Linked DNA regions of Homo sapiens: region 2 is linked to region 1. Evidence: chromatin contacts called from ENCODE Hi-C data. All regions are on one chromosome and are shown on one strand. Each heading gives the region's core, a stretch centred on a gene start or an enhancer-like site at or near the end of the contact. The rest is flanking DNA. Distances are from core to core; before and after follow the strand shown.

Evidence for each region. A loop is a pair of places that touch in the nucleus more often than their neighbours do. Pooled maps may share reads with other maps.
Region 2: a loop to region 1 is called in a map with no recorded cell type, with 13 times the contacts of the local background. The contact joins the promoter of HAGH here to the promoter of CIAO3 in region 1. A Hi-C loop is called at or near these places in 2 of 37 single-sample maps with no recorded cell type and 2 of 50 pooled maps.

The regions. Positions count from the first base shown.
Region 1 is chr16:739,594-742,246 of GRCh38, forward strand. It overlaps CIAO3 (cytosolic iron-sulfur assembly component 3), which reads right to left and starts at 1,404. Exons shown (of 11, transcript NM_022493.3): 1 at 1,327-1,404; 2 at 50-145. The coding sequence starts at 1,392. RefSeq lists silencers at 730-1,029, 1,400-1,459, 1,530-1,809 and an enhancer at 951-1,546.
Region 2 is chr16:1,820,635-1,828,500 of GRCh38, forward strand. HAGH (hydroxyacylglutathione hydrolase) reads right to left here and starts at 6,191. Exons shown (of 9, transcript NM_005326.6): 1 at 6,078-6,191; 2 at 2,231-2,403; 3 at 1,666-1,730. The coding sequence starts at 6,153. It overlaps FAHD1 (fumarylacetoacetate hydrolase domain containing 1), which reads left to right and starts at 6,572. Exons shown (of 1, transcript NM_031208.4): 1 at 6,572-7,866. The coding sequence starts at 6,605. The coding sequence ends at 7,270. RefSeq lists enhancers at 3,268-3,337, 6,602-6,791 and a silencer at 5,542-6,511.

The DNA.
Region 1 (2,653 bases), core at 154-2,653:
TCGGATCAGCCGGGCAGGAGAGATGGTGGAGCAGCCTCCTGTGCCTTACTTGGTTAATTTGGAAGTAGCTCCCGTCATCTTCAATGCGAATCTTGGCCACGCCACTTCCCGCCCTTTTTTCCACTTTGACAGGCTTGATGCACTCCTAGAGCAGGAAGAGACCCCAAATCAGCCCCTGTGAGTGGGCGGAGGTTCCCTGGGAGGCCAGGCCTCAAGGATGGCTGCCCAGCCGCACAGCCTGAAGGCTCTGCCAGGAGCCATGCACTCAGGGACTGAGGCTGGTCCCACCGTCTTCTTCCTGCCCCACTGCTCTCACCCAGGGATCGGGTTCCCAACATCCTGCGGCACTGAAGTTCCCAGTGTGCAGGAAGGCCAGTGCTAACAGCGCCTGCAAACTACCCACCTGCGGAGACACCACCAACACTGACCTTCACCCTTCACGTGAACAGGGGGCGTGACCACCACAGAGACCAGAGTTGCACTGCCCATCGAGAGGACGTGTGCTTGGATCTGTTTGGAGACCACCTCCTGCTCAGTGCCCGGGAAACAAGTGGATTTCTCTCTCTTCTCCTTGAGAACCCTGGCAGCCCAGAAAGCCGCCTCCCAGCTCATCCCTGCCGGAAGCGCTCCCAGCAGCCCGCCTCTCGCCCTGCTCAGCTCTGGCCCCGCGGGGCTGTTGGACATGGACAGGCAGGTGCACCCAGAAAAGGGCGCCTGCAGCCTCCCGGGTTCAAGGGTAGCTGTCCGGCCCACCAGGGCGACGTTAAGGACAGCTCTACTGAGGAGCCACTGCGGGGCGTCTAGCGGGCCGCCCCTACTGCCCTCAAATGAGGTGGGGTCCCCACCGCACCCGTTTATGCAGATGCAAAGGCTGTGGCTTGGGGGTCCTGAGGCCTGACAAGGCGTCCTGCGCAGGGGAAGGGGAAGAGGCCCCGGCCCGGGCCCCGCCGCCCTCCAGCTGCGACCCAGGGGTCGGGTTAGGGTTAGGGATGTGTGGGAGCCGCCTCTGCTGCCTCCTCTGGGTTGGGCAGGCCGGCGCGAGCCCGCGACCACGGGACCCTCCCACGCAGCCCGCCCGGACACCATGGGGCACAGGAGCGGGTTGGGGGGCGCCGCCCTCCCTGGCCTCAGTTTCCTTGTTGGTAAGAAGCGGGCCTCAGTGTCTGAGGCCCCGCGCCCGGGTCGATAGAGTCCCTGACGGCCCAGACCGGGCTCCCGGGATTCGGATCTCATTCCTCAGGGGAGGAAGTGGGGCGCAGAGCAATTTCCCTCCGCGCGACAGGGCACCGAGCGCAGCCTCGACCCCGCCCGCCCAGGCCGGCCCACCTGAGACGGCCCGATGAAGTCATCCAGGTCCGTCAGCTGCAGCGCCCCGCTGAAGGGCGACGCCATGACGGCCGCACTGCCGCCGCGCGCAGGTGTCGCTAAACGGCGCGAAACGAAGTGGCTGGTTCCGCCACGCTGCCGGAAAGCGCCCCCAGGACGCATGCGCACCTCGTCCCGGGGCCGGCGCCCTCTGCTGACGAGCCCCGGCGCTGCGGCTCCCCGCCCACCTCGCGGGAACCCGGGACCTACCGCTTCGTCCACCTCCCGCGCGCCCCAGGCCCCGGGTTGGGGTGCAGGGGGCGCAGGGGTTGGTCGGGCCAGCGCCGCAGCTCCGGCCCCGGAGTCTCTCCGCCTTCACAAGGAAGCGGAGGGGATCTGGCTCCGTCCATTTCCTCATCCTCTGCGTACCTGCGGACCAGGTGCTCCCGGATGCAACCCAAGAACCCGGAACGCGCCTGGCACACAGGAGGCGCTCAGCTCGTGTTGGGGAATTCAGGCAGGGAAGAAAGCATGGATAGGCACGAGGTCTCCCCTTCCTGGGGAGCCGCTCCCAGGGCCTCCAGCCCCTTTTTCTGTTATCTTGGAGACCAGTCTGGAAAAGTCCATGCCCCTGGGAGACCCTGAAACAGGACCCTGTGGGCCGACTCGCTTTTCGTTTTTTTCTTTTTTTGAGACAGAGTCTCGCTCTGTCGTCCAGGCTGGAGTGCAATGGCGCGATCTCGGCTCACTGCAAGCTCTACCTCCTGGGTTCAAGCGATTCTCCTGCCTCAGCCTCCCGAGTAGCTGGGACTACAGGCGCCCACCACCACGCCCGGCTAATTTTTTGTATTTTTAGTAGAGACGGGGTTTCACCGTGTTAGCCAGGATGGTCTCGAACTCCTGACCTCGTGATCTGCCCGCCTCAGCTTCCCAAAGTGCTGGGATTACAGGCGTGAGCCACCGCGCCCGACCCCGACTCACTTTTTTTTTTTTCTTTTTTGAGACAGAGTCTCACTCTGTTGCCCAGGCTGGAGTGCAGTGGCGCGATCTCGGCTCACTGCAACCTCTGCCGCCTGGGTTCAAGCAATTCTCCTGCCTCAGCTTCCCGAGTAGCTGGGATTACAGTCACCTGCCATTGCATCCGGCTAATGTTTGTAGTTTTAATTAGAGACTGGGTTTCACCATGTTGGCCAGGCTGGTCTTGAACTCCTTACCTAGTGATCCACCCACCTCAGCCTCCCAAAGCGCTGGGATTACGGGCATGAGCCACCGCGCCTGGCCAGTTACATGTATATCTGGCATCATATGGCCAGTTACATGTCTAATGGCCAGTTTTATGGGGACTTTT
Region 2 (7,866 bases), core at 4,941-7,440, 1.1 Mb after region 1:
CCGCAGTTCAGAAAGGGGCGGTTGAAGGGGCCCTTCCCGGGTCTCACATGATATCACAGACTCCTTCGTGTGCCTCCCATGAAGACTCCAGCAACCACACCAGAAACCGCCTGCCTTGGCACCACTGGGCCCCAAGATAACAGGGTGGAGTGGTGGCCGCTGCCCTCTGCCCCTCCCACCCTTCAGGAGGGCGCGGCACCACAGGCCTTGGTCTGCCCATCACCACCCACCATCGGTGAGCAAACCCCACCCCGCTGAAGCTATGGCCTGGCTTAGGACTTCACGTGTCGGCATGAATGTTAGAGGGGCCGGGGAACTAAAAAGCACCACAGTGTTAGAAAGAGACGTCTGCGGCGAGGCCGGGAGAGGCAGGGAGCTGCAGCAAGCTGTGATGTGCCAGGCAGCCACACAGAGGCCACCACCAGGGTCCCCAGGAGGAGGCATGGTGGCAGCAAGGGCCTCGCACGACAGGCAGGCCAACGTGCTGAGAGACAGCAGCTCAGCCACACAGGACAAGGGCCAGGGAGGCTGCAGGCACCGCCCCTCAAGCCCAGGTCCCTGCACGGACACCTCTGATGACCCCGAAGAGGCTCGAGGGGCCCAACTCACAGAGCCTGAGACTCTCCAGGCCTAAGTCCAGCTGCGTGTGAACCATGACGCTTCCATCAAACCTTGGCCAAGCCACCAGCACAGCGCTCCCACCACCAAGGAGAGGACCAAAGGCTTCATTTCACCCCAACACAGAGGCTGGGGAAGCCACAGCTGAGAGGCCCTAGGGCAGTGCCAGACGGGTCCTGGCTCAGGAGAAAGGTGCCGGTTGCCCTCGGGCGCTTGCTTGGCAAAAAGAAGTAAGTCTCTCTAGCTTTGAAGAGCCTCAAAAATTTCTAAAAGCCAAACAACGGCCTTGAGCAGGCAATGCCAGCCCTAGAACCCAGACAGGGCATTTTATTCATCCATTTTCAAGGATTTTTAAAAACCCAACCTCTCCAGATATGGCTGCTTGTCTTTGTTTTTTTTGAGACGGAGTCTCGCTCTGTCACCCAGGCTGGAGTGCAATGCCACGATCTTGGCTCACGGCAACCTCCGCCTCCCGGGTTCAAGTGATTCTCCTGCTTCAGCCTCCCGAGTAGCTGAGATTACAGGCGCCCACCACCACGCCCAGTTAATTTTTGTATTTTCGGTAGAGACTGGGTTTCACCGTGTTGGCCAGGCTGGTCCTGACCTCAAGTGACCCAACTACCTCAGCCTCCCAAAGTGCTGGGATTATAGGCATGAGCCACCGTGCCCGGCTGGCTGCTTGTTTTTTTTTGTTTTTTTGTTTTTTTTTTTTTTAAAAACCACTCACCTGTAGACTCATTTCCTCCCCAACATTGAGGCCAACGTGCCAGGGCACAAACCCGCATGGCCCAGGAGAGAGCCGGGGGGTGGGGCCTGAGGGTAAGGCTGTAACCTTCTCCCCTCACCCTCGGGGCCTCAGAGTCACTGAGCACCAGACTTGCCCCTTGGGGGCTACGGTGAGTCCCGGGTCTTTCTCAGAAGTCTGCTGGGGGCTTGTCCTCACAAAGCAGACAGAGCCGTGGGGGGAGACAGGCCTTGATGTCCCTAAACCCACCGGGGCGAGAAGTGAGCCAGGTCCCACACCCCCAGGTGAGACGCGGCACTTACCAGTGGTGGTGGGTGGTGAGCACTGTGGTCAGTTTCACCCCGTGCTTTCTCGCCGCGTCCACGACCTGCAGTGGCCCCGGGGAAGGACAAAGGCCTGTCACACTCCTAGGCCTGGCTTGCTGGCCTATATGGTAGGGTGCCCAGCAGAACCCAGGACACGCCATGAGGGGCCGCTGACATGGCCCGTCCTGACCCTGCCAGCTTGCCCTGCTCCAGGAGAGCCAGTGAAAGCACCTTCTCCTTCCTGCTCAGCCTGACACTCTTGCAACCACCTACGACCGCTCCAAGCCCCTCCAGCTCTGAGGGCACCACCCCCAGAGGCAGCATGCAGGGGCAGAAAGCCCCCAAGAAGACTCAAGTGCCCAGGATTGTACTGCACAGCGCTTTCTGTGTCACTGCCTCTCGCCTCCACCCTTCTTGGAGCCCTGTTAACAGAGTGGCCGGAGACTAATTTCCATTTAGCTTAGGCAAAGTTGCAAGGACACTGCGGTTAGGAAACCCATCGGGGGTGAGGACTCCGAGCTGGGTGACCAGGGCAGGGAGAGCCAGGCACAGCCATGCGCACCTTCTGGGGCTGCACCGGATCCACAATGGCAGCCTCCTTGGTCTCATCATCAATGACCAGGTACATGTAGTTGTCGGTCAGGGCAGGCAGCACCTCTACCTTCATGGTGCCCTCGTCCACGGTCAGGTTCTTCCGCAAATCTGTGTGGCAGAAAACTCCCAGCAGGGCTGGACCTGCAGACACAGAGCACAACTCAGCGGGCAGCCGCGCCAGGCCCTCCACGACAGGACGCGCAAGCTGCAGTGCTTCCCAGCCTTTCTAGGTTCCTTTGAAAAGGAATATTCTGGCCAGGTATGGTGGTTCTTGCCGGGAATCCCAGCGCTTTAAGAGACTGAGATGGGAGGACTGCTTGAGGGCAGGAGTTTGAGACCAGCCTGGGCAACATAGCAAGACCTTGTCTTTTTTTTTTTCTTTTTTTTTTGAGACGGAGTCTCGCTCTGTCGCCCAGGCTGGAGTGCAGTGGCGCGATCTCGGCTCACTGCAAGCTCCGCCTCCCAGGTTCACGCCGTTCTCCTGTCTCAGCCTCCTGAGTAGCTGGGACTACAGACGCCCGCCACCATACCCGGCTAATTTTTTGTATTTTTTAGTAGAGACGGGTTTCATGGTGTTAGCCAGGATGGTCTCGATCTCCTGACCTTGTGATCCGCCCACCTCGGCCTCCCAAAGTGCTGGGATGACAGGTGTGAGCCACCGCGACCAGCCAAGACCTTGTCTTTGCAAATTTAAAAATTAGCCAGGCATGGTGGTGCATGCCTGTGGTCCCAGCTACTCCGGAGGCTGAGGCAGGAGGATCACTTGAGCCCAGGAGTTTGAGGCTGCAGTGAGCTATGACTGTGCCACTGCACTCCAGCCTGGGTGACAAGACAATAACCTGTTCCTTAAAAAAAAAAAAAAAAAAAAAAAAAAAAAGGAATATCTTCATATATCCCTGAGGAGAACACAGGAACTAACTCATGCTCACATTCATGGAAATCAATTGTTTCAGACTTACGATCTCTATTTTCTTTTTTGAGAACTCTAAAAGGACAGGAAGGCCAGCTTGTGATTGTGAGGCGAACCACTGCCAGTGCTGGATTATTCACACCCCGGACTCAGGGACAGAATGTGAAGAAGGGAACACAGACTAGGGGTGCCCCCGCCTGGCCATCTGCCCTCCAGCAAGCTGTGCTGCCACCACTGACTAAGCGAGCCTGCGTTCCATGCAGTTACAGCCCTTCTCAGCCTCTAGCCAGAAAGAACCAATACTTGACGGCAGGCTGAGGCAGGAGAATTGCTTGAATCCGGGAGGTGAAAGTTTCAGTGAGCCAAGATCGCCCTACTGCACTCCAGCCTGGGCAACAGAGTGAGACAGTCTCAAAAAAAAAAAAAAACAAACAAACAATACTTGCTCTTGAACAGCACGAATCTGAGATATGCACAAAAATCAGCAGTTCCTTTGAGACGGAAAGTTGGCCACAACTGCCCCCAGATTCAAGTGTGGAGGACACAAAACCACCATCCAACTGACCCAAAGGACTCTGCCACAGGGGCCCAGAAGGCCCAAGAGCTGGGAGGAGTGGGTGACCAAGGGACAAAAGTGTCTGCCACCCAGTCGACCAATGCAAAAATATTTTCAGCAATGAAACTCCTACTAAATCTAAAAATACCTGGGGGCCCCGACAATACCTTCAGTTCCGCTCTACACGGGGAAGAAACCACAGAAGGTGGCAGAGGACAGTGCAGTCCTGGGGTAGGTGCCACGGCAGGGGCTTCTCCCAAAAGGGATCCAGAAATGGGCAGCAGCCACCAACTGACAGACACACGCGTCTCCAGGGCCCACCGAAATGCGGAATCCGACCTTATTTCCACAGCCGGGGAAACTGCCCAAACTATAGTTTCAATCACTGCACAAAGATATCCTATTACCCGCCTGACAACCAGCTGGGCATTTTCCAGATCATTCTCCTCAGGAACAATAATACCAAGATTTCTATATGAGCAGCTTCCTGTGTTATTCCCCTTCCCCTTAGCCTCAGCACCACCCCAGCCCAAGGAGCACAACAAGCAGAGTGTGGGTGCTGGGGGCTGCAGGTGGGGTGCAGAAGGGTTGTGACAGGATTCCGAGTGCCGGGCGTCCTCCTGGAAAGGAGCTCCATTACAAACAAGGAGCAGAACATTACAAACAAAAATACTGCCCACGTGCGGTGGCTCACGCCTGTCATCCCAGCACTTTGGGAGGCCGAGGCGGGCGGATCGCGGGGTCAGGAGTTCGAGACCAGCCTGACCAATATGGTGAAACCCTGTCTCTACTAAAAAATACAAAAATTAGCTGGGCGTGGTGGCGAGCGCCTGTAGTCCCAGCTACTCAGGAGGCTGAGGCAGGAGACTCGCTTGAGCCCGGGAGGCAGAGGTTGCAGTGAGCCGAGATTGGCCACTGCACTGCCCAGGCGAAGAAAATGTCATTTACAACTGGTGCTCAGCCTCCCCTGGAGACCATCACAGCCTCCTGAAGAAGCTGACAACCCAGGGAGGTGCCTTTATTTCTGAGGAAAGACGCAGCTGGTGCCAACACCAGCAGAAACCGTATTCCCTTTCCATATCACTCAGCCCAGCACTGCCTGGCAAATGTTCCCGGCTTGCTGTTTTGTAACTGTAATACTTTGTACAAACAGGTCAAGGACCTGCAGCCTGGGGCCTGGACCAAGTCCAGAAACATGTTCGGTTTGGCCCCAAAAACAAAAAAAAATTGAGATATGGTCTCACTCTGTCCCCTAGGCTACAGTGCAGTGGTGCGATCAAGGGTCACTGCAGCCTCGACCTCCTGGACTCAAGCGATCCTCCCACCTCAGCCTCCAAAGTGACTGAGACTACAGTTGTGTGCCACCACGCCCGGCTGATTTTGTTTAGTTTTTGTAGCGATGAGGTCTCAACATGTTGCCAGGCTGGTCTGGAACTCCTGGACTCAAGCGATCCTCCCGCCTCGGCCTCCCAAAGTGCTGGGATGACAGGCGTGCGTCACTGCACTTCTTTTTTAAATCAGGAAGTTTCACAGCATCTTGCTTCCCTTGAACTGGGCGGCACCAAATACGGGGGCTGGGGCCTCCCTTAGAATGGGGTACGCACGCCCTGCCGATGCACACAGTCCCGCTGGAACTCTCTGCCTGGACCCTTATGAATGTCCCTAAAACTGTAATTCTGAGGACCTCAAAATCCATGTCCTTTCCTTAGCAATGGCGACATTCTACCCCCTGCAGAGCCTTGACAGCTTTCGGCGAGATCTGGAAACCGCCAGGGACGCCTCCCTGTCTGCGCCTCCGCCCGCCCAGTGCCCTGCGCTGCGCACCCGCCCGGGGCGCTGGCCTGGCCCGGCCGCGCGACCACCTCGGGCGAATGACACGCCGGGTCCCCAGACGGGGGCTCCGGCGCCGGGCGGGCAGCTCCACCACCGCAGGCGGCGCCGCGAGACCGCGGTCCTTGCAGCGGGGCAGCAGGTGCGGGGTGGGCCAGGCGTCCCGGGGCCCTGCCCGCTGCGCCTCAGAGCCGCGCCCCAGGCTCTCCTCGGCGCCGGCCCGGGCAGGACGCGATGCCCTGGAGGCGTCAGGGGCGCGGCCGGCCCAGCCCGAGCGTGGAGGCCGCGGCGGACGCAGGCCTGGCCCTGCTTACCTAGCGCTTTCCGCACCCGCGGCCCCGCGCCCGCTCCGCGCCAGCCTCAGCGCCTGCGCCGCCTCCGCTCGAGCCCGGCAGCGCGGCCTTAGGCACCTGCGCAACAGACACCGCGTCAGCGGTCGCCAAACGACGGCCCGGCGCCGCCCGCTGCCCGCCCCGCCAGGCCCGCGTCCCCCGGCCCGCACCGCCCCGCCGCACCCACCGAGGCCTCGGCGGGCGCAGGCGGCTCCCAGCGCGGCGAGGCTGCGGCGGCCGAGCAGCCCTCGGCCCACCACCATGACCCGGGCCGGGCTGGACTGCCGAGCTGCCCAGGACTGCAAAACACCGGCGTCGGCGCGTCGCAGCCAATCAGCGCCCGCCTCGCGCTGCCCTCAGCCAATCAGCGTCCACCTCGCACCGTCCGCCAACCAATCAACGCGCTCGCGCTCAACTTGTTTTGTCCGCGAGCCCCGACTGCCACGGGCCGGGAGACGGGCCTGGGAGCGGCGGCGGCGGCCCGAGAGCTGCGCCGGGAGAGCTGTGCCGCGAGCCTCCGCCTCTTTTTTGGCACCGCACAGTGGATCCCTGGAGGCCGAGCGCCACGCCGCCCGGGTACCCGGCAGATCGCGAGGTGGAACGGGCCGTCGCTGCGGGGGACAGCGTTCCGAGGCAGTTGGTCCTCTCCGGGATGCCGTAGGCATCAGCTGACCGGCCCAGCCCACGTGACTACAGGGGCACTTGATGGGAATCATGGCAGCATCCAGGCCATTGTCCCGCTTCTGGGAGTGGGGAAAGAACATCGTCTGCGTGGGGAGGAACTACGCGGACCACGTCAGGGAGATGCGCAGCGCGGTGTTGAGCGAGCCCGTGCTGTTCCTGAAGCCGTCCACGGCCTACGCGCCCGAGGGCTCGCCCATCCTCATGCCCGCGTACACTCGCAACCTGCACCACGAGCTGGAGCTGGGCGTGGTGATGGGCAAGCGCTGCCGCGCAGTCCCCGAGGCTGCGGCCATGGACTACGTGGGCGGCTATGCCCTGTGCCTGGATATGACCGCCCGGGACGTGCAGGACGAGTGCAAGAAGAAGGGGCTGCCCTGGACTCTGGCGAAGAGCTTCACGGCGTCCTGCCCGGTCAGCGCGTTCGTGCCCAAGGAGAAGATCCCTGACCCTCACAAGCTGAAGCTCTGGCTCAAGGTCAACGGCGAACTCAGACAGGAGGGTGAGACATCCTCCATGATTTTTTCCATCCCCTACATCATCAGCTATGTTTCTAAGATCATAACCTTGGAAGAAGGAGATATTATCTTGACTGGGACGCCAAAGGGAGTTGGACCGGTTAAAGAAAACGATGAGATCGAGGCTGGCATACACGGGCTGGTCAGTATGACATTTAAAGTGGAAAAGCCAGAATATTGAGTTATTTCTTAACAAGTTTCGAGAGAGAAGGGAGCAAGACAAGAGCAAGCAACGGCTATTAAATGTCACAATCCTTTAATTAGAAACCATTTATTGGCCGGACGCGGTGGCTCACGCCTGTAATCGCAGCACTTTGGGAGGCCGAGGCGGGCGGCTCACGACGTCAGGAGATCCAGACCATCTTGGCTAACAGGGTGAAACCCCGTCTCTACTAAAAATACAAAAAATTAGCCGGGCGTGGTGGCGGGCGCCTGTAGTCCCAGCTACTCTGGAGGCTGAGGCAGGAGAATCAATTGAACCCGGGAGGCGGAGCTTACAGTGAGCTGAGATTGCGCCACTGTACTCCTGGGCAACAGCGAGACTCCGTCTCAAAAAAAAAAAAAAAAAAAGAAACCATTTATTTTAAAAATGATTAGATTGCTATGCCTCAACTCATAGAAGATGAACCCTTCAAGAAAACGTGAAGTAGAACGGGTGGGCCAGAAATGAAAACAGGCAAGTAAAGTATTTCTTCGGAAAACATTTTATCAAACCAAATGTTAAAAAGACTTTCCTTTTGTAAAACTGGATTAGAGAAGACTTTTCAGTGGGTTATC